Linked DNA regions of Mus musculus: regions 2 and 3 are each linked to region 1. The links are chromatin loops, found by intact Hi-C in ENCODE. Cell type or tissue: heart. All regions are shown on one strand.

The links. Hi-C counts contacts between places; a loop is a spot of excess contacts. Peaks named below come from ENCODE experiments on the same cell type or tissue, not always from the same donor. Only the 100,000 strongest peaks of a DNase experiment are listed, where the experiment ranks them.
Region 2: it touches region 1 in a loop (3-fold over the local background); 9 of 42 quality-filtered maps call a loop at or near these places.
Region 3: it touches region 1 in a loop (8-fold over the local background); 36 of 42 quality-filtered maps call a loop at or near these places.

The regions. Positions count from the first base shown.
Region 1 is chr9:79,999,039-80,007,038 of GRCm38, forward strand. It overlaps a transcript of Filip1 not described here and the pseudogene Gm8131. Among named protein-coding and RNA genes, the nearest start is that of Filip1, 25 kb to the left of the region's middle. In heart, a CTCF peak has its summit at 7,326 (motif pointing right); a DNase peak (open chromatin) is centred at 3,923; H3K27ac peaks cover 322 bases.
Region 2 is chr9:79,885,428-79,893,427 of GRCm38, forward strand. All of the region lies in intron 2 of Filip1 (filamin A interacting protein 1), which reads right to left. Among named protein-coding and RNA genes, the nearest start is that of Gm35261, 38 kb to the right of the region's middle. In heart, CTCF peaks have their summits at 264 (motif pointing right) and 3,906 (motif pointing left); DNase peaks (open chromatin) are centred at 274, 554 and 6,954.
Region 3 is chr9:79,802,448-79,810,447 of GRCm38, forward strand. It overlaps 4930429F24Rik (RIKEN cDNA 4930429F24 gene), which reads left to right. Exons shown (of 3, transcript NR_040734.1): 3 at 1-788. It also overlaps a transcript of Filip1 not described here. Among named protein-coding and RNA genes, the nearest start is that of 4930429F24Rik, 13 kb to the left of the region's middle. In heart, a CTCF peak has its summit at 4,478 (motif pointing right); no DNase peak of the experiment used is centred here.

The DNA of each region.
Region 1 (8,000 bases):
ATTCTTCTCAGGGTAATCTGAGCATCACAGGCAGACACTGGAAAAACACAAATCTTAATTTTCTTTAGCTCCTTTATATTCACCGTCCCAGCCTAAATCAAGTCTCCATAGCCACCATTATGGATAATACTAGCTAATACCATGAGTGGACAAATTTAATTTCTAAGTTAATTAACTTGACAGGACTTCGAGTCAGAATGAGAAACAATGCCAGTGACTCCCAGAAGTTTCTACACCCCCCAAAACAAGTGGCCATCCCCCCAAAAGTAGGTGCTTTCCATTTTCTATGGCAGCAACTCTGTCAGTGGTGATACTGGCAGTTTCATAGGAAATTAGACAAAAATGACTGTGTCAGCCTAGATACATTGCACTAAATAAAACTTCTCTGATCAAGTTTTGTTTAGCAGAACTTTTTTTTAAGCCTGGAAGTGGGAAAGAGGCATAGTCAGGACATTTGCTAACACGACTTTATTTTACATTGTTTAGTCAGTCAGCTCTTGGCCAGGACTAACTCTGTTGAATAAACCTACTTAAGATGATCCACATCCCTTCTCCAGACAGGATCCTGGCTCTATGCACTTCCTGTTGCGATTGTGGAGAGAATAGAACAGGTAACTAACTATACGTGGAGATGTTAGTAATCCATAATAAGGCATTAAGGGCACAGCTTCATATATGCATTTGAACAAAGAATTTAGACTGGGTCTATGGAAGGCTGAGAATTTTCATTTTAGAATTTTAGTGATTAGTGAGCAAATAAAATTTAAAGAGACTTCTTAAAGAGATAAAGTTACCTATCTTGTGCTTTTTGGTTTTATATTTTTAAAAGCACGTATTCTGAGAGGACAAGAAAAATCTTTATCCATACTGCAGTAACAGTTTCATCTATACAACACTTCATATTTTAAGGTAATAACTTGGCTGGGAAAACCTGTGAACCTGTCACACCTGGGGAATACTCTGTGTTAAAATAATGACCACAGAGCCAGGAGAGATTGCTCAGGGGTTGAGAATTCCTATTGTCCTTCCAGATGACCCTAGCTCTGCTCCAAGCACCCACACTGTGGCTCAGAACTACCTGTAACTCTAGCCCAGGGGATCCAACACCCTCTTCTGACTTCCATGGGTACCAGGTACTCGTGCGATATACATACCTTCAGACAAAACACACATACACATCAAAAGATGATTTCATAAACAGCATGAAAGCATGTCAACATCTTAGCAGGGTGGGAGACAGCTTTCTGTTTATGCCTTAGCATCTTCTTTTTTTTTTTTCCATTTTTTATTAGGTATTTAGCTCATTTACATTTCCAATGCTATAGCAAAAGTCCCCCATATCCACCCACCCCCACTCCCCTGCCCACCCACTCCCCCTTTTTGGCCCTGGTGTTCCCCTGTACTGGGGCATATAAAGTTTGCCTTAGCATCTTCTAATAGAATTTAAAGACCATGTTCCCAAGAAAACACTCAGTGTCACTCACATTCAGCCCTAGAAACTGAATTCCTCCTGCGATCAGCTCAACTGTGTAATGAGATCTTAAGCTTTGGCTCTTTGAGGTAAAGGACTCTCGTGATCATGTCGGCTTCAGCTGAGTCTGATGGGCATGGGGAGGCTAACACCCAATTGTCTTTAGCCGTGTCCTACGTGGTTCCCAGCCTCACTGATGGCAGATTTTTGTAAGGAACACTGCATCATGCTAAGTCTGAACATGGATGAAGACCAGAGAGTCAGAGAAGCCGGGCATCCGAATGTCTTAAATAGACACACAGTTTAGCTAATATAGTTATAGTCAAATGACGCCTATTTACATAGACTCCTACTAAAACACGGTGTGCAGGTTAGAACTACACACTCACTCAACTAACAAGCAGAAGTAATGACGATGGAACACACTCACCTAACTTAAAGTAGTATACATGCAAATTTCACATGATTGAAAGGACCTAGTCAGTCTCCAGAAACACATCATGATTTTCATCTGTCCAATGAGATATATAAAGATACTTAAACTTTAGTTAAATAATGAATATTTACATACTAAAAAAGCTTTCGCCTTTAAAGTCTGCCTATTCAGCCCTCCATTTAACCTTCTGCAGCATATTCTTATTTAAAATTTTCAAGATTAAGCGCTTTTCCTTGAGGACGGCCACCTGCCCAGCTGAGCCTTAACACCGGTGCTCATTCTGCAGTGATAGCCCAGGAACACATGGGGGAGGGGAGAGCCGAAGTTCTCCGTCTGCTCCACACACTTGATATTTACAAGCAAATGATAGGTCCTGCTGGATTTTCAGGAAAAAAAGAAAAATCCAAAATACTCTGAATACTTCTGGAAAATTAAGGTTATAAGTCATAGAATAGTAACACAGAATTTTTATATCAACAAAGCTGGCTGACGCTCGTGTGTTCCCTCTTCTTCAGCGTGTATGTGAGATACACTATAATAGAGATATAGTTTAATATAAGCAAAAATTATATTTTAATTTTATGCTTTAAAATGATCATCTCAGCTATTTTGTGGTATTATTAATTCAACGTAAGTCTAAAAGATTTTAACTGCCTTAATGAAATTGCAAATTTTCCTTCAATGTATGAAGAAGGTATCTTAAAGTGTGTATTAAAGATTAGGGCCTGTGAGTCTGCTTACTGGGCAAAGGCACCTATGTGCAAACTTGGTGACCTGAGATTGACCCGCAGAATCCACACAAAGGAGAGATGGGCTCCACAGGGCTCTCCTCTGAACTCCACCAAGTGTTCTCCTCCCCGCTGCCCCTCCACTCTCCAAATAAAAAATTGTGTGAGAATAAAAACAATTTTCTTAGAAAACTGGTGTATTCTCATGTTCACAAATTCTCCATATTTTGCAAGGTTGCTGGCTTCTTTGTTGTTTTCTGATTTTTGTTTGTTTGTTTGTTTGTTTGTTTGTTTTCGGGAGGGGTTGTTTTGTTTTGATGCAAGGTTTCTCTATGTTGTCCTGTGTAGTCTGGGATTCCTCCTTCTACTGCCTCCTCAGTACTGGGATTAAGGTATGTTATACCATGTCCAGCTACAATGGTTACTTTTTCATTACACTATTCTTTCACAGTTATTGTCATTCTTCTATCAAGAAGAGGTTTTTCCTTCCTCCTCTTTCCCTTTCTTTTGCTTTTCTTCATTCTTAAAAACAGGATCAATTCAAACTCTCCTCAAATTCCCAACTCTCCGGCCTCAGGCTTCTAAGTACTGAGCTTGCAGGTGGGCCTGTGCCACCTCACCGAGCCTTTCCTTTTGAGTACCACTCTGGTGCCTTTGTGTCTGAAGGGCTATGGTTCTTTGGTATTTGTAGGTTTTGTCCCCCGCCCCTTTTGGAGGGTCTTGCTGTGTAGCACTGGATGATCTACAACTCAGTACGAATACCAGGCTGGCTTCGGATTTGTGGCGATCTTCCTGCCTATGCGTCCGGAGACTGGAATTATAGGCAAGAACCACCAGCCTAGTTTCCCACACTTTAGCCAGCCTCTGTGAAGAAGAAGCCCCCCAGGGACACTTCCAGGGGAGGCGCATCTCAGCCGCACAGCAGTCCTGTCCTCAGTTGCTCTCTGCATGGGGGAGTTCTGACCACTACTGACAGCAGGTCTTAGGCACCGCTTACTGTTATGTTTTCAAGTATCTAGTCTACCATTGCATAATCCCCTTCCCATCCCATTTTCTGCCTGAAAGAGGGCAAAAAGCACGACAGACAACTGATGAAATTTTATTTTCACTTAGATACATTTTAATAATGGATTTTTTCTATATTCGCGTTCATCCACATATGGTTAAAAATTAAGGACTTTTCCAAAAGGAAAAAAAAAAAATAGATTTTTACACCAATGCACACTAGTGCTCTAACCTGAATACATTTGTCCATCCGTGGCTGGTGCTTGCACGCCATCTGGTGGCTACCTTGCTCTCTGCAGCATAGGATTTTATCAGCTATGTCAATGGCCCATCAGCCTGACATAACAAATACCCAATAGAACACCTGCTTAGAGGCTATAGAATGCCAAAACACACAACGTTATTACATGCACAACACATGCTTTGAAATGCATAGATGGTTCCTTTCTACTGTGCTCAATTACTCTCTAATAATGAAAACATTGAAAGTAAAAAATTAAAAAAAAAAAAAAAATCCAGGGGCTGGCGAGATAGCTCAGTTGTTAAGAGCACTGGCTGTTCTTCCAGAGGACCTGGGTTCAGTTCCCAGCACCCTCATGGCAGTCTCACCCAGACATGCAGGCAAAACATCAATGCACATAAAAAACAAATAAAACTTTTAAAAAATAATAACTTTTTTTTTTTTAAAGAAAATCCAAAATGTGGCTATAGCTCAGTTGGTAGCATGCTTGACTATCGTGCATGAAACTCTAGACTTCAATACACAGTAATAACTAAAATGGGACATGGTGGCACACATCAGTAATTCCAGCACTCCAGATTATAAGGATTGTAAATTCAACGTCATGCTGGCTACCTAATGAGTTTGAGGCTGCCGTAGGCAACATGAGACCTGTGTCAAAAAAGAAGAGTCTGGTAGTCCTTGACTAATTTTTAAAAGTTAAGACAGAAACAAATTTCTTCAGGCATTTTCATCGAAATTTTGTTCTTATGTGTGCCCGTCCCACCGCTCTTCCCTGCCCCCACCCCACTCCCTCCCTCCTTTCTTTTGCTAATCTCTCTCCTTTACCCACAGTCTCCTTTCTGCTTTCATGCCACATGCATTCTATTATTCTTTTACCCCCTCCAACCTCCCTTAAGATCTCATCTTCCAGTCGGAGGGCGGCGGGGTTAGCGGGCAGGGGGGTGGCGGGTGCCAGACTGTGGTTGCAGCTCACCTCTGGCTGCTGTGCAAAGGCCTCGTCCTCACCCTCCAGTCCTCACTGTAGCCTACAGGGTCCCGGAGTGGTCCCACTGCTCCAGCACCCCAGGCTCAGTGCCCGCAGACAGCGGGAACCTCAGCAAACACATGTGGACTTGTTACCAGGACATGTCTAGGCTTGGTGCATGACATTCTGCCCCGAAGTCTGCAGCCTCCTTAACCCAGCAGCCATCTACGCCAACCGTGACATCAGTCAGAGTAACTTTGAAGTCTGTGACTCTGACTATGACTGCACACTGACGCAATATGCGGATGTGGTTCACCCTGAGGTCGTCAGTGTCTCCCGGAACATCCTGATAGATCCCCTGCGAGGATCCGGAAGAATGACAAGGACCCCAGCTTTGACATCCTTGGCCTTTCCACTTTGACACTCAGAAGAGTTCTCTGATGAAAATTGATGCTTTTCATTATGTACAATTGGAAAGAGCCTATAGGGACCTCCATCCTGAGCTGGATGAAGTGACTGACCTTAGACGGTGGCACCCAGCATTTGCCACTATAACAGATGCGCGGCTTTACGGCAAGGGCCCATCCATCAAGCAACTCATGGACATCTCACTACCAGAGATGCCACTGCTGTCCTGTATGGTAAACTACTTTCTGAGCCACGGCCTGGAGTTTGACCAAATTCACCTGCCTCTACAAGAATGTGAGAGATGGCACCCAGAATGTGCAAGGTCTTCTGTACCCACGGATTGAGCGAGGCACGGCAAAGTACATCCTGAGAGGGGATGAAACATTTGCAGATCTGAGCTGCATGGTAGCCGTGTAAAAACAGCTGTTCCTCATCACGAAAAGTCCCTTCAACTTTGTAGACAACGGCACGCGGTACTTGCTAGGTCCCGATTGGCCCCAACTCTTCGATGTAGTCATCATGCAGGCAGACAAGCCCAGCTTTTTCGCTGACTGGCAGAATATTTTTGGAAAGCCTTATGAGAAGGGATCCCTCCCCTGGGACTGTGTCATTTGCCTGGAAAAGGGCAACATCTATCTTCAGGGAAACCTTTTGACTTTCTTTGTCTGACAGAACGGCAAGTGCTGCGTGTGTTCAAGTTTGATGACTACCTCTACAGTAACATAGCAGATCTCACGCTGCGACCTGGCAGGCACCCAGGAGCCTTCATCTCTGAGGTAGAGCGTGAGATCTGCATCATCAACACACAACAGTACGTGCACTTGTTGGCCACAGGTGCTCACTGGATAACCAGAGCTGGTGCAAACTTGCAGGATGCGGAGTCAGTCGCGGCAGGTTCTGGCTGTCTGGATGAAGGAGCCGCAAGAATCAAGATGCATCACCCTATTCAACGCTCGGTTTGTGAGCGTCTCCCGCACCTTCCATAACCCACTTCTCCAGGAACCACGTATGCTTCTCTGACCCGCGCATGGCCTCCCTCAGCTGTTTGCTCACTACCGTGTGTTCACTTTCTGCCCATGCCGCATATCCCTACAGCCTGAGGCGCGCCTCTAGATGGACCAGCTCTGCATTGGCTACATGAAGACACCCATTCTTGATGGAAAACGGTCCACATCCACTGTCTTGGACAGATCATTCCTTTTAGCCTCAGCCGCCTTGACAAGCATCAAAAGTAGTCTCTTAAAAAAAAATCTCATTTTCCTCTCCCATGGTCCACTTCAAGTTTCATATCTCTCTGTCTCTGTCTCTCTCTCTTTCCCTCTCCCTCTCTTTCTCTTTCTCTCTCTCTGTGTGAGTGTGTGTGTGCCTCTTTCTCCATATAAGACACACCCACTTCACAGAAAATGTATTTATTACTCTGAGTGTTAGCTCATTGCACTTAACATGATGATTTCCAGTTGTGTCAATGAATTTCATGTCAGAGGACAACTTTGTAGTGTCTATTAGCTTCCTCTGGAAATTCTCCATCAAGCACCTCTACCTAGCAAGCCATCTTGCCCAATTTACATTTTCTTTACATTTGAGTAAAATTCCATTGTGCTTGTACCAGATTTTCCTCATTTATCTGTGAATAGTGCAGCAGTATTAAATGATAGGCAAATATCTCTGAGGTAGGACTTAAGAGTTCCTTGGGATATACCCAGGAGACCTGCAGCTAGGCTGTGTGGTCTATCTTGATTTCCACAGTGGCTGCTCTAGTCTGTAAGGACACTGCTGTCACCACATCCTCATTGACATTTCAAACATTTGTTACCATTTGTTTTCTTGATAGTAGCAATTCGAACTGGGTGAGATGTCATCATAGAGCAATTTTAACATGCACTTCTCTGATGACTAAGAATGACAAACTTTTTTTTTCAAATATTTACTAGCCATTTGTAGTTCTCTTAAAAGTGTCTGATAAGTTCATTGGCCCATTTATAGATTGGATTACTTATATTTATATCATTGCTTATATTGTGGTTTTTTTTTTTAGATTTATTATGCATAGTGCTCTGCCTGCATGAATGCCTGTACACCGTTAGAGGGCACCAGATCTCATTACAGATGGTTGTGAGCCACTATGTGGTTGCTGAGAATTGAACTCAGGACCTCTGGAAGAACAGCCAATGCTCTTAACCTCTGAGCCATCTCGCCAGGCCTGGTGTTTAAGTTTTGTTGTTCTTTACATATTTTGGATAATACCTCCCTGTCCAGTGTATAGTTGGACTGTCTCTTCACTCTGTTCACTTTGCCTTAAATGCAGAAGCTCTGTGTGATTTGAACTCAGGACCTTCGGAAGAGCAGTCAGTGCTGTTACCTGCTGAGCCATCTTGCCAGCCCTCCGAGTGGCTTTAAATAGCTGTAATATCATATAGGGATAGAATAATTGAGATAACTCGTCTAATCTAGGTAGGCAGCTTGGATCATTATCAATTGGCTCTGAAATTATTATGTGGGCATTTTGTGAATTGAGAATTTATTGGTATATTAATCTGACTGGTTAATTATAAGCTTCAAGAGTTTTGTTTTACTGGGTTACTGAAATTTGGGAGCACTGACCACAGGGGGTTTATGGCTGAGAAGGTACAGGTGGCTAGAAGACAAGCGAACTGGAGCTGGGAAGACCATGATTGGTCGCTGCTGAGGCTAGCCTAGAGGCAGAGGCAGCGGGATGACCTCAGGGACAGAGAGTAGCTGGGTGA
Region 2 (8,000 bases), 110 kb before region 1:
CACATTGTTTCATGTTTCCCTTCAGGCCTTTGATCAGGAAATGTTTAACATCAGAGCAAGCCTTTCTAGAGATTAGCAGCTGCCTTCTGAAAAGGATGTAGAAATCCTGAAGGCAAACACATGCATTGTTGGTATGCAGGTCTGGTCTGCAGACAGAATGACATGCGAGCTGGGAAGACCAGATGACAAGTGTTCTTTAAAAAAAAAGATTTTTTTTGGATATTTTATATGTATGTATTCATGTATAGCCTGTGCATGCAGGTGCCCCAAGAGGCCAGCAGAGGGTGGTGGATCCCCCAAACTGGTGGCCATGAGTCACTGGATGTGGGTGCTGACAATGACACACCTGGGTCCTCGGTAAGAGCAGCAAGCCCCCCTTAACTTCTGAGCTTGTCTCTAGCCTCACAACAGTCCTTTTAACTCAAAATTTATGCCCTTCCTTTTTATTATACACAAATATCCTGTTGGAATTATTTCAACTATTCTTGTCAGGGCCCTGCTTTTCCTCTTAAACATTCACAAGCTGAACAAAAATATTTCCTGCTGCCAGCCACGGCATGCGTCACTTTGAATTGTTCACAGCTTCAAGGCTGGTCCGTTACTGGTTGACATGGTGCTTGGGAAGTTCAGTTTTAATCCTAGAGGGCCTTGTTGGTTCTGCACAAACAAAAGTATAATAGTGTATGCGCTGGTTTTCCCTCGCCCGCCCTGGTACCCGGAGAGGACTTCTGCAGATCAACGGGATGGGAAACAGGAGAGAAGGCAGTACAGAATGCATGGTACTTTATCTACTGTCCTTTACACAGTGGTTTCCAAGGAAACAGAAGTGAATAAGAGACATTAAGGGCTAGTGCAGACATCCATATACAATGTCCAGGTTTTACACATAGGTGGTGCCAATGTAGTGGTACCATCACTTTACTACACTCTAGACATCCTGGCCTGCACCCCATTTTCTTTTTTCCTTTTTGATGGTGCATAGATCAAAGCCAGGGTCTTAAACTATCTAAGTGCCTGGTCTACCACTGAGCTATATCCCTAATCTATACATTGTATTCTGTTTTTAAAGTCAACAAATTTCATTAAAAATATTTTTATTAACAATTAAGAAACTACAGAATGCTTAGCCCTAAAGGGAGCATATATATTTCCACGCCCCTCCCAAGACTCATCCCAAGGGATGAGATGGAGGTGGGGGGAGGGGGGGCGTCATTGTGAAAGAAGGGGCAAAGGGAGTGTAAGTGTCAGAGACTGCAAGGCGCCCTTACCTTCCAGAGAGAGAAGAGCAGCAGCAGGTGTGAGTTCACAATGGCGTGAGAACATGCGTGTAAGCCCGATAGAACAAATCCCAGCAGTCAGAGGGGAGTTAGGCACCTGATCCCTCCCCAAGCTAGGATGCTATGGCCAATTCTTAGCTTCTGGGAGAGGAGACAGTTTCCTCTAAGAGCGCAGCCCTAGGTAAGTCTACCACTTGCCAGTGGGTGACCACACATCCAAGAAAATCTGGGCAGCACAAGGTGATCTTGATACAACGTTGAGTAAGTAGGGGAGGAGGGTGAATCCTGGAAGAGTTGGGCAGCCTGAGTATGATGAAGGCATATTGTATGAAACTCTCAAAGAACTAATAGTTCTTTGAAAGAAAAAAATTATTACATTTATTTTCTTGTGTGGGTCTTGTGTGTGTGTGTGTGTGTGTGTGTGTGTGTGTGTGTGTTAGAACTCAAACTCAAGCTATCAGGTTTGGCAGCAAAGCTCTCCTCTCCCCTGAGCCACCTCCAAGCCTGACAAATTCCATTTTTAACATTAAGTAGCATCACACAGTAACCCTATAAGTTAATAAATCTCACTGTGGCATTTCTGAACTTGCACACAGCATGCTTTAACCACACCTGCCTTCTACCTTCTCCTGTCCTCCTGATTCCCTGATTAGAAACATTGTATATGATGATATAATGATGCAAACTAGAAAAATGCACCTGACAGAAACACACCTCTTACCTTTAATGTTTTAAATCACCAACTATAAACCCACACCCATGCACTGGTGATTAAACTCCTGTTGTTGAGAAACAGGAGAAGAAGAGGAAGAAGAAGAAGAAGAAGAAGAAGAAGAAGAAGAAGAAGAAGAAGAAGAAGAAGAAGAAGAAGAGGAAGAGGAAGAGGAAGAGGAAGAGGAAGAGGAAGAGGAAGAGGAAGAGGAAGAGGAAGAGGAAGAGGAAGAAGAAGGAGGAGGAGGAGGAGGAGGAGAAATCAAGTTACAGGTGAGATACAGATGAAGGCATCTACAGCCCCAGCTCAAAATATGAACTAGAGGCCAAAAATGTCAACCCAGGAATTGTTTTATATGGAAAAAGAAATCCTGTTGCTAGATAATGTGTGCCTCTTCCCTTTATCTATAGAACAAGGTTCTTTTCCTAGTGCTTGCTTTTCAACTTGGACTGCTAGCACGACAGTGATATGTTGATTTCTTTAGCATGTAACTTGGTGACTCAGTGTAATTTAAAATCATTAGCCATCAGTATTTAATAAAAAGTAGAAACTCTTTTGAACTTTTTATTGGTTCTTCCTGAATTTCACATCAAGCACTCCAATCCCACCCATCTCCCTCTCCCCTCATACCCATCCCTCCACCCTTGCTTCCTCCCCACCAACAGAGGGGGAGAAATCTGGTTGTGTAATCTGTAGTGTGTCAGTGTATCCCACAGTATATACCCTTTTGTCTATACTTCTTTGCATATGCATGTTAATTGTAATGGCTCATTGATCTGGTACAGGCTCCTGGCTTCTGATGCTCTATCTGAGGTTCCAGTACTGGAACATCACTGGCTATCCTCTGGGATACCCTGTTGTTGCCCTGTGTCATGGAGATCCTGCAGCTTTGGTTCTGTAGGACCAGCTCTTTCATGTATTCCAGCAGTTCATTGGAGGGGTAGATGTTGGGATGGGACAATTCAAAGCCCTGGATGTGGGCCTGAGAAGTACCTGAGCTGGTCAGCCCACCAGCTCACCTCCACTCACACCACCACACCACTGAAGAGTCACTATGGCTGGTCCATGCCCATCCAGTGCCACTGCCAGTGAGAGGCAGAGGGATAGAGCCAGCTCTACCACTCTCACAACCTTGATACTGTCCTGTGCTGCCCAGTCGAGGTGCAGGGCTGGGGTGTTGAGCCTGCTCTCCCAAGTGCTGTAGCTGGTGAGGGGCAGGGCCAGGTCTCAAGATCCAAGGGCCAGGTCTCCAACCTGCCACAGGTGATGAGGGGCATGTGGGGAGAAGAGCATCTCTCCCTCACCCTTGTCACTCTACAGGAGACAAATGGCAGATCCAGCTCTCCCACACTTCTACCCTTTGGTCAGCTCACTAACAATCCCTGCAACCAGGACCAGGTCTACTGTTCTTCCTGGGCAATGTGCAGGGCTGCTCTCTAGAGCACTGCAACTAACTGGCTAGAGGGTAGATCAGTTCTCATCTCATGCCTCCAGTCCAGGTGAGGGGTGGGGCAGTTCTGCACAGCCCTAAGACATCAACATAGCCCAGGGCAGCAGCTCAGACCAGGGACCTCTGCCTGACCTTTGGTCTTCTGAAGTTGTCTCCTCCCTTGAATCCATGACACACCAGGTTCTTCTTTGTACCCAGGACTCTAATCTCTCTCTAGTCAGGACTTTCCCCTCTGCCCTAGGTTCAGTATCAGCTAAGGGCCTGCCAAGCATGGATGCCGTGGCACCAGCCCTGTGCTACATACATGTGGCTGCTTAATGTCAGATTAATTAGCAACTGAAACTGGAGAGATGACTCAAAGTGAGAGCACGCACTGCTCTTCCAGAGGACCGGAGTTCAAGTCCCACAGTCATCATGAGCAGCTAAGGAGCACCTATAACTCTAGCTCCAGGGCAGCCGATGCCCTCTTCTGGCTTCCACAGGCACTGTATGCATGCGCACAAACTCACACAGAAACACGTGTATTCATTCACACAGTATAAAACAAATAAGACAACATATTTTTTTTAAATTAGCATTAAACAAAAGTCAAAATACAACTTCTCAGCTTAATTAGCTACATTTCAAGTAACTACAAAACTGCATGTGGCTAGTGATTACCATACAGGTGGGGGCAAGTATAAAATATTGCTGTCTTCATCCGAAGTTCCAGTGTGTAGCACAGGTCTAGCTCTTGGCTGAGCTGAAGTATAACAGGGCCCCAGACCTTGGCAAGCTGACTCCACAATAGAAGTACCATCCATTTAAACTTTAAGACTCAGCACCACCATAGACAGCACCACTAGCCAAAACAAAAACCTGAGAAAGTCTCTAAATGTACCAACCTTGCTTTTTTGATTTCTATAGTTCCCCTTCTGGCAAACTGTTCTTGTTAACTGAAGTTTATCAACCAGAATATGTTTTGTTTTGTTTTGTTTTGTTTTGTTTTGTTTTGTTTTATGCTTAAAAGCTCACCCTGAGAAAGGCTCACAGCTATACTAGAATCTCAAGCACCCAGTGTAGTAGCTAGCTGACTAATAAAGACTATTATTGGCTTAAATCCATATCCAAGCAGTCTTCTCTAGTGGATACCCAACAAAAGCACACATGGGAGTGCAGATGTGTACTTGATGTCTCCCTGGAAGCCATTCTAAAGTCGGGAGCCTGTTATATTCCAAGTCTATTTAATATGCTCCTTCCAACAGCTGCACATACCCTGATTTTACTTAAAATTGGCTCCATACAACAAATACACACACACACACACACACACACACACACACACACACACACATATATATATATATATTCAACATAATGGGGGATTTTTACATAGATAATTAGAATATTTAGATAGAGTTTGCTCATTGGAATAACTGAGTTCATTTTCACTGATAGAAAGGTGGGTCACAGAAGAAAGGAACCTCCCCCTCCCCCCGAGTGTTTTCTCCTGTCCAGATCCTACCAAACAACACGAGCATTTTTGCGAGATTTTCTTCATTAATAATGCTTTCCCCCACACTTCACAATTAAACCAAAGTTCTGCCCTGTACTGACAGTGAATATATTGTCCTCCCTGCAGACTCTGATCATATTAGGAACGCCGAACATATTCTACCACAAAAAGGGAAAAGCAGACAGAAGAGCTCTTTGTCAAAATGCAGACAATACCGCCACGAGATTCTGAGGCTTTGTAGCCAACAAAAGGTCAGATGTGGTCTTGGTTTTAATTAGAAGGCAGCCTGCCTTTCTGCCTCCTGAACCCAGCAAAGACATGCCTTTCTCAGCACACTGATCATGTCAGTGGTGTGAGATTTCACTGGGTCCCTTGCTCAAGATGACCTCAGCCTGAGATGCAAAAGATGAAGCAGACTGAGAGCATGTGAGTCATGGAGTTAAGAAGCCAGAAAGGCTAACTGAAGTCCAGCACTTTAGAGGCACAGAGATTCTATAGGAGGCCACACCTTGTGACAAATGGAGCTCATTTAGGAAAAGAAAAGCTATTGCCAAAGAGAAAGGTGATATATAGCATCCCTGTGAGAAGAGCCTGTTGTGCCTGGCTGCACTAAGTGATTCCATCTCAGTGGACTACCCTCATCTACAGTGAAGTATGTCAGCTCTTTTTAAAGACGACCAAAATGGGGTTTGGAGGACTGGGTGAGCAGTCACCGGTGCACAGTGCTGCAGGGGACCTGAATCCATTTCTCAGTATCCTCGTGGCCTCAGGTGCCTCCCAGAGGCCTGAAACGCTAGCTACACAGGACCCAAGGCCTCAGACACCTGCACAGATATGCTTGCATACAAACACATACATGTAATTAAAGACTGCTCCTTCCCCCAAAAATATAATCAAAACCAACAACAAACCAACCAACCAAGCAAACAAACAAACAAAACAACCCTGAGCATGTGTGGTTAGAAATAACATTGCATATTTATGACCATTACCAGGAATGGAAAAATTGCATGATTTTGTAAATGATGCTGTTCTTTATATTATTCAAGTTCTTTGAAGACACTAAAACATCAATCTTGGGCTGGAAAGTACAGCTCTCCTGGTAAAATTCTTCCATGAGCATAAACACACATGTGTGTACACACACAACACACAAACATTTATCCATGCATACACTACATACATACACTAAAAGTTGATCTTATAAATACATCACAAGGTGTATAAAATTAGAACAATTTGAGACTACCAATAACCAATAGATTATCAATGATGGTATATGACCAACCCCTTTCTAGTCCCTCTGTCCTTTAAAGATTTTTTTGTTGTTGTGTTTTGGTTTGGTTTTTTTTTTTTTTTTTTTTTTTGGCAACACAATGTAAGTCTATAAGACATACAGAATGTGTATAGATGAGATTCTATGATTCACACGTATCAAAATCATGACGGATTCCTTAGCAGAACAGAGGCAGGTGTTGGAGAGTAAGGGATTATAAAAGACTTAACAACGAAGGTAAGCCTCTGCTAGTCACTAAATAAATATAAGCTGGCTTTAAAAAGCGCAGGATAATACACCACAATTTCCCCAAAGACCAAGTTTCCTGCAAGTATTCTCAGTATGAGAGAAAAAGATAAATTCCCCCTTCCGATGGTGATAGTGTTTGAGTTTGTATCGATAAGTGTGGGTCAATGATGTGAAAGAGTGTACAGCCTGCATATCTGGATAGGAATGGCTCTTTCCAGGAACACTCAGAATGCCTTTTCATAGCTAAGGATTAGATAGTTAACAGATTGTACCAACCAGCCTAAGCAATTTCAGTTTCGATCTAATAAAGTCTAATAAAGGCTGTCACACAAATTCTTAAGCAACAGAATGACATAATCAAGACAAATACTTTGGCCAGTCTGTGCAGTCATCTGCTGACCTGCTGTCCCCAGCTTTCATTTTTGACCAATGATACAGACTTGTTCTCTGTTCCAAATCTGCCCTCCTCCTGGGTTTCAACATTCAATGGAAGGCTTAGTCAACATCCTAACTTCACCTTTCCTTAATGCCAGTGACTCCAACTACCTTCACTGCTGCTTCCAAGACCACACTCAATACCCTGTGTTGGTTATGTCAGCTTCACATCAAAGCCTATGGACCAAGAGTCCATAGATCTCCAGTCTCTCCAGCCCTTTCTTAAACATTCTCTGTTGGCCCAATAATTCAGCCCAATAGCTCTTCCCAGCTGGCTGTTCCTCACCACACCGTCTGCTTCCTGACCTTGTCTGTTCACTGTAGCCACTCAGACCTTTAACCCTCAATTCAACACCATGCACTGTGTCTCCTTTTAAAAAGGCCAGTTATGACTGCAAATGCAGCCTCACTTTCTGTACATACGTGGCCACATTATCCATGACAATCTTCCTCTAACACACTGGTTCTCAACCTTCTTAATGCTGTGACCCTTTAAGACAGATCTTCATGTTGTTGTTACCCCCAACAGTAAAAGTATTTCATTGCTACTGTAGGTGATCCCCATAAAAAAATTCTTTTTGCTACTTCATAACTGTAATTTTACTACCGTTATGAATTCTAATGTAAGTATCTGATATGCAGGATATCTGATAATCTGCTATCTGATAACACCTGGCCGCCACCTTGGGCAGTGATTCAGTGCGTGCTGGATTCTCTTAGCGACCATTGATTAGCTCTCAGCACCTGTCAGTGGACGGGACGTCACTTCGCTTGAATGAGAAAAGCAAACTTGTCAGAGAGCTCTTTCAACTGTCTTCCCCTGAGATGTAAATCTTTCATACTCTTGTCACACAGAAGATGAGGGGTTTCCCTCCATTTGAAGGCCAGGATCCAGGTCAACTCCCAAATTATGACTTTGGTTCCCTTTCTTCTGTCTCCTCCAAGATTCTGTCACCAGCGATCCTTCTCTGCCTGTGTTCTTGGCATTGCTCCTTTCTGGTTCTGTAACCTCTTAACCTGTCAATAACATGAAGTCCTTTAATCACTGAACACCTTCCCTGCCATATCTCCCCTCTAACTGTTATTCTTTCTCTGCTTTCCTCCCT
Region 3 (8,000 bases), 200 kb before region 1:
ATTCTAACACTCGGGTGACTGGGGCAGGAACATCATAGGTGTGAACCATCCTTAGCTACATAATGTGTTTGAGGACAGCCTGGGCTAGCTAGTGAAACCCTGTCTCAGAAAACACATGTAGAGGCTGGGGATTGTATTGCACATTTTTATTTCCTAACACTCAGGAAACAGAGAGACAGGATCTCTGTGAGTTTTGGACAACCAGAGCTACATAAGAAGACCCTGTCTTAAAAACAAAACGGAACAACTGCAGATCAAACAGAACAATGGATTGGGTCAACTGTGCCTTGAACTAGAAATGCTGATTGCAGTTCAGAAAATACCTAAATAATTCCATCCACAGATTAGTCTCATCCAGATTGATGGAGATGTATTTACAGTAAAAGAATCAAGGTTACACAATGTTTCCAGGTTAGCGCCAGAACTACCTGTGATGGCAACTTTTACAACGCAACAAGGTTGCTAAGATGTGACTGTGATCTTGCCTTGTTTCACAACAGTCTCTTGTTTCAAATTTAATGTGTTCCTTTTACTTATATGTCACTCAAGAAATTGGTGATGAGGTAGGCAGGAAAATCAGCATCTACCCAGATGACTGGTTACAACATAATCTTCACTGTCTTGACAAATACTAAAGTTCTTTACAACTCAGGAGGGAAAGAAACCCAGAAGATCCGTATCCACAGCTTAGCAGTCTTGTAAGTTAAAGCAAATAATTAAGCTCCAGTAACTGTACCACCTAAGTCAGCAGAAAAATACTAAATAAAATAAAAGCTGTTTTGTGATTGAAAAATCATTATATTTTAACATTTTGAGAAAGCAAATCTTAACCCTTTTAAAAATCTTAACACACACACACACACACACACACACACACACACACACACACAGAGTCTAGACTTCTGTGTCAGTGATCAAAACCACAAAGGTTATGTGAGACTTCCACTATCATTAAAGTTTGGGCAAGTCTAACATGACATTTATTTTACTTTAAACAAATGCAAGATTTTTTTTTAGAAAATATTTAATTTATGGTATGTATTGAATATGATTTGTCAGTTCCACAGAATATATTAAAAACCCTCTAGGTTACATGAGGGTTTAGCATTGTGCTTCCTATTCCAGAGACTCTGTAAACGCCCCTCTGCAGCTGATAAGGGTACAGCTTGTGGACAGAGGTGAGCCTCCAGCACATGGCTTTCGTGACTTGACTTACCTCTTAACATTCAGAAGATGCCTTGGCTCTTTAATCACACTAGAGTAGCAAGGTAAATGACTTCTTCATTTAGAAACCGAGTGTCAGCGCTTATCCTTATAGTTATGTTTAAAGATCTTATAAGAACTACACTCTCGTCAACGGGATTTTTTAAACTAGAGTTCCAAGTAGACGTCATATTTTTACATAAATTCAACAGCAGCTCTGACAATGAGGCGAATAGCAAATGGTGGACTTTTAATTCTTTAAAATATAAATATATTTTAGCTGGGTTTGGTGGCACATGCCTTTAGTCTTAACACATGTGAGAGGCACAGACAGGATCCCTGGGACTTCAAGGCCAGCCTGGTCTACAAAACCAGTTTTAGGCTAGCTAGAGATACATAGCAAGAGCCTGTACCAAGATGACGACTGGGGTGGGGGTGGGGGGAGGAAGGGGGAGGAGGAGGAGGAAGAGGAGGAGGAGGGGAAGGAAAAAGGAGTAGTAGTAGTTGTTTTTTCTACCTACAAGTTGTTTTGAAAAACCTATCAAAATTGGAGTGAAGTGATTATATACCTTTGGGTCTCCCTACTTTTTTTTTAAGTGGACATTATTTAGGTCGGTTTTTATTTGAAAGCTTTCACGGGGGCACTAATATGTGGGAAATACAGGGACATCAAAGTCACTATTATGTTTTGTACACAGAGTTAAACAATGCAGATAGAAATAAAATTGACTGTCAGTCAAAGCTGTTTGTTTCTCACTCAGAACACCAAAGGAGACAGTTACATGTTGGTTTTAAGTACTTAAACTCCTAAGTCAGGACAGTGTTTTCCGTGTTGGGCCGCGATCAGAACCATAGCACCGTTCAAGCCGTGGAACTCCCAGGATCTCCTGTTCCTCGGTTTTACCTTTTAACGTTGTCCAGGGAAATCGAGTGCTGTGCTTTCTCTTTCTTAAAAACAACAAATTAATAAAGGAGAACGATATGTTAACCTCTTTTGAATATGCAATACTTCAAAGAATTGACAGTACAGTCTACAGATACATGTGCCAGGGACTATGAGAAAGGAGACAATTTGGGGGGGATCACATTACAAAAAGTATTATACAAATAAATTATACAGCATATGCCCACAGACCTGAAAACTTTGTAAAGGGAAGAAAACTTTCTCTGGGCACAAAGATTCAACTGGGTTTGCCACATATGTTCATGCCATCCACAATATGTTTTTTTAACTGCTAAGTTGTATCCTCAAAAAAAAAGAGAGAGCAAGAAAGAGAAAGAAAGGAAGGAAGGAAGGAAGGAAGGAAGGAAGGAAGGAAGGAAAGGAAAGGAAGGAAGGAGGAAGGAAGGAAGGAAGGAAGGAAGGAAGGAAGGAAGGAAGGAAGGAAGGAAGGAAGGAAAGGAAGGAAGGAAGGAAGGAAGGAAGGAAGGAAGGAAGAAAAGATCACTGGAGGTCCTAAGGTGTTTCCAGTCAACATCAGTAGCATGGTGACTTTAGCGATGACTGTGGGCTGTGCTTGGTAATCTCATCTGGAGCTCACTCGCAACTGGTGAATGATGACGCTTTCTACAAAGAGAAGAAAGATACAGCATTTTCAATTAAACTCAAGTAAGTAGTTGACATGAAAACCAGTACCACACCATTTCAATAAGACTGTAAATGTTAAAGGACAAAACAAAAACAGGGACATGGGGCCAGTAACCACAGCTATGCAGACTTTGCTGGGGGTGGGGTTGGGGCGGGTAAGTTCTTTATCTTTGCAGGTGTGCTCTACTTCCAAAATCATTAAATCCCTTCAGAAACTATGTCTAATATTTGTGTAATATTAGGTAGATATTGCTCGATGAACGAACTGAACACAACTCTGATAATTGCTATATACAAGTCACGTGATGGGAATCCTGAAGCTGTTCTCCAGCCAAACGCTCTCGGTTCTGAACCATGTCCGCACACCTGTTGCTTCTTTCCGGGCATGTGCATTGGACCGCTAGTAAGGACTTGGTCCCTTTGCCTTCCGAAGAAGTTGAGAAAGAGTTTGCTCTTTGACTACTGCTTTTTGCATGACTGGTTAATGTTCTTACACCCAGACTCATTCTTTTGGGTTAATTACATTTATCTATTTGAGTGTGTGCTGTGCGGTATGCATGTTCTGCAGCACATCTGTAGGGTTCAGAGGACAATTTGTAAGACTTGGCTACCTCCCTTCACCAAGTAGGTCCCTTGTTGTCAGGCTAGGCAGCAGACATCCCTCCTCACTGAGCCACTTCCCTGGCTCTATAAATTATAAATTCATTCATGGTTTTCTTTTCCTTTTTTTTTTTTTTTTTTTTTTTGGTTTTTCGAGACAGGGTTTCTCTGTATAGCTCTGGCTGTCCCGCAATTCACTCTGTAGACCAGGCTGGCCTCGAACTCAGAAATCCACCTGCCTCTGCCTCCCGAGTGTTGGGATTAAAGGCGTGTGCCACCACGCCGGGCCATTCATGTTTTTCTTAAACATTTTTTTTTTTTACATTCGTTTATTTTGTGTGTGTAGGCAGGTGTGCATGTTGAGGTCGGAAGACAGCTTGTGGGCATTGGTTCTCACCTTACACTATGTGGATCCCAGGGATGGCCCTCAGGCTTGGCAACACGCGCACGTTGACCCACTCAGCCATCCCACCTGCCTCCTAACCCAGCCTTATAATAAATTTCAAAGCCGACTCAGTAATTAAAGCAATCCAGCCACATTTGAACATTTAGTATCACTGTTTGATTAGTTTTCCTTTTATATGAGCCTTTATGCCCTCATGAACTTGGAGCATCACATTTTTCATCCAGTCATTTAGAAACCAAAGTAAGGAGGTGGTATCCTGTGGCTTCATACCCTGCAGCGAGCAGAGAGCTAGCTTGGTGAGAAAACAAAGTTCTATAGTCACTGAGCGTATGCAAAGCAGAAGAAAGAAACTCATGTCAGTGTCTGTAAAAACACGAAGGTCAGCTGTTGGGTAGCTAGGCTGTAGCGCGCTTGTCTAGCACTGGAAAGACTCTGAGCTCCTTCCTCAATAAATCTCCCCCAGCCCAGCACGCCCCCTACACCCGCAAAAAATAAATAGCATTTCCACGTGTTATTTTGACTTTAATTACAAGTGCATACTATCTGAACTTTATTTTTCTCATGTCATTATCAACTAAATTGCATCTCACCATAGACACACAGTTCATGCTAACTGCATGGTATGATCCTCTACAGAAAACGCGTTTGGATTTTGGTTCTATTAATTACCACATGGAGCCACTAGGTGGAGATGTTTTCATTCCCTTTCTCATCCTTTTGGCTTGAGTTTGGCTTTAGACGAAACAGTTTTTATAAAGAACAACAACAAAATCTTATACTTAAGACTGTTTACCAATGAAGGTTTCCCACAGCTTAAATAATATAGGTACTAAAAAGTAAAAAAACTATGTATACAATTTTCTCCAGACACTTTTTAAGAAAACCTCTAAAAATATACCTATCTTCAAGCCTGAAAAGTAAAGGCACTTACTATCATGAAAAAGCCATCATCTAAGATGAAAAATGTTATTTCCTGGTCACTGCTTTTAAAAATTATATAATATGCATCAAAGAATCCAAAGAATCCTCAAGAGAGCTGTGTCGCAAATCTCCTCCACAGGATGTAAGTCTCTTCCCATTTCCTCCCTTAAGGAATCATAGAAACAAACGTCAGGGAGGAATCCAGAGCCATTCCTAGTGTGATGTAACTCCTAATGCTTGTCCTCATCCTGGCTCAGCAGGAGAGGTTCCAGCAATCACCTTAAGCTCCCTTCAGGGCTAGCTTTATTTATTTATTTTTTTCTGGTTTTAAAACAACTTCCTGAGTACATGCCTCTTCGTTCCCGGTGACTCTTTCTCTTAACTTCAGTGCTGTGCAGTCCAACAGCACTCTCCTTAGAATTCATACTTGGCAAAGTATCGGGCAGAGGGCTTACACAAAGGAAACAATATCACGGTCTCACTATGTGTCTTCATTAGCATATGTAAACTAGCAAAGTAGCAATCAATGTGTAAATGTGCATATTTATAATAGACTATCAGGAATACTCAACACTTCCAAACAGGTAATTATATACAAACTGTACCTTCATAATTAAAAATGTCTAATATCTGTAACTTCTTATGATCTCTTTCCCCCCAATATCAAATGAACTCACATAAGAATCATTCATCTAATACCTGAAATTGTGAGAAAGTCAACATTGTGCAGCATAAGGTTTTGAAAATGTTCATTAAATAGGTTTTTTTTTTTTAAATCGTTGAGAGACCAGAAAGATTGTTCAGTGAGATAAATCAAGCTTAATGGCTTGAGTTTGATCTCCAGGACCCAGGACCGATCTAGGAGATAAAATGGTCTCTCATAAGTTGTCCTGTGACCAATTTATATGTTCTATTGCACACCTACAGGAACATGCACACACCCACACATGAGCACGTGTACACACACACTCACACAGAGGTGGGGAGAGAAATAAATAAATACATAAGTAATGTAATTTTTTAAAACTTATTTCAATTTTGTTGTTGATGGTAACAAACTTGGCAAATATTTTCCATCTCTTTCATTTTGTCTGAGAAAAAGGACCCAATTCATAGTCACTCGGGGTCTCTGAGGAGAGGTTATTATGACCAGGCACAATTCTGTAAGAAGTTTCTCTACCTATAAATACATCTTTAGATTATTTATAATTTGTTAAGTATTCAATAGACACTAAAGACCAATAGATAGTCATAGTGAATTACCACCTATCAGCGAACTCAAAATAACAAAAATACTTAAACTTGAGGCCTTCTGATACCCAGGCACTTACCAACATAATTTTCTCTTTTTCTAATTGAAAGAAAAAACTCTTTAAATTTTGAATATCACATGCATGTAGACGACACTGGATTTTTAATACACTTTTGACGATTTACCAAAATATAAACATGTTCCTTTTCTCCCATTTGTTATCTTGCAGTTTTCTTCTTAGGAAACTTGGGGTAACATAGCAAGGCCATTATTTGCTATTCCGACATTGCTGTGACAAGGTACTGACTAACCCAGTCTTTGATAACGCTGACTGTTAGATAAGTTCCGCACAAAGGAAGTTTAACATATCATCGATTCTGAATTTCGCTTGACTGCTGACCTTACTTAGAATCCAACCTCTTGGGAGTGGCGTCACAGAACGTCTAGGCACCCAGATGGCGTGGGCTCCAAAGCCACGTGAATGGGGTGGGGTTTGGGGAGAAATTCAGGGGCGCATCCCCTTGAACGCTGGAATGGGACAACTTAACAGCATGTTGGGATTCTGCTTCCTCCCGGGAGAGGCTTTGGCTACAAAGTGAGAAAGATATACTCCCTCAAAAGGCATGATCTCCCTCCCGGGCAGGGTGTGTGTTTACTCTGCCAAAATCTCTGCGAGGAACACTTTAAAGGGCCCCCTCTAGTCAGTCCCATCAAAGCAGTGTAATGGCTGCCTGCTAGGTTCACATACTGAAGGCAAATCACGGTAGCACCTCACCTTGTAGCGGGGTTTTACACCTAGTGAGGAGGACGGCTTTGTTCATAGAAAATTTTACATCAACTTAGAGTGCATGTTTTTGTGACTCCTGCCCCTATCCCCAGCCTGTCCCCATGTTCAATGACTTCCCCTACCAGGGACTCTATGAAGGACCCATTCCAGCTTAGTTCTTCACCTTCCCAAGCTTCTAAATGTCAGCTTTGAACTTGCTACCCTCCAGGTAACTGCAGAAATGCCCTACAAATATCCTGTGTGTCGTTTAGAAGGGAGAACACCTAGCTATTGTTTGTCTTTTTGGCATTTCTGAGTTCCATGAACTACACTGGGATACAATCCTATTATCACATTCAGAGCCCCTGACAGAACATCTGTTTTAAATAGGAAGTTCAATAAACTTCCTCTGTTGGCTTGGACTTGTACGCCTTCTTTTGGATTCAGCTCAGCTAATTAAAAGTACTTCCGATAATCAGTTCTGTCATTTGTTCCAGAAAACTTTTGAACCAGATGATATAATCTCTCTTGGGATTTCATAACCATCGGACCCTTTATCTGATTCCTTCCTCCTCTGCCGTCAGCTCACCATCTCTCCAGGTTCTAGGAGTCGCCAATAATTATGCCTAATAATTTATTTCTCAGGCGAGCCAATCCCAGAACAAGCAAATTTGAACTGCTTCTCTCAGATATAACATCCTCTATAAACAAAAGATGAATGATGGGAAACATGTAAATTTTAAGCCCATGATGCCCAGTTTTTATTATTTCAGGCACATAGGCTAAAAGCTTAAATCTGCCTTTAGATTTAGGAGTGTTTGGGTGGAGGCTCTGGAGAGATGGTTCAGCAGTTAAGGGGGCTTGCTGCTCTTGTAGAATACCTGGGTGCAATTCCCAGCATTCACACTGCAGCTCTTAACTTCACATTACTCCTCTTCTAGGGTAGCAGTTCTCAAGCAATGGGTCAAAACTCCTTTGGCGGGGGGGGGGGGTGGGGGGGGTGAGCGGCGAGGGAAGATCGAAGAACACTGTCACAGGGGCTGTATAACAGATAATTACATTATGATTCACAACAGTAGCAAAATTACAGTTGTGAAGTAGCAATGAAAATAATATGTGGTTGGGGGGGCACTACTACACGAGGAACCATATGAAAGGGTTACAGCATTAGGAAGGCTAAGAAGCCTTCTAAGGAGTCTGATATGTTCTTGTGATCTCCGTGTGCTCCTGCATGCATGTGGTACATGTACATACAACCCTAAAA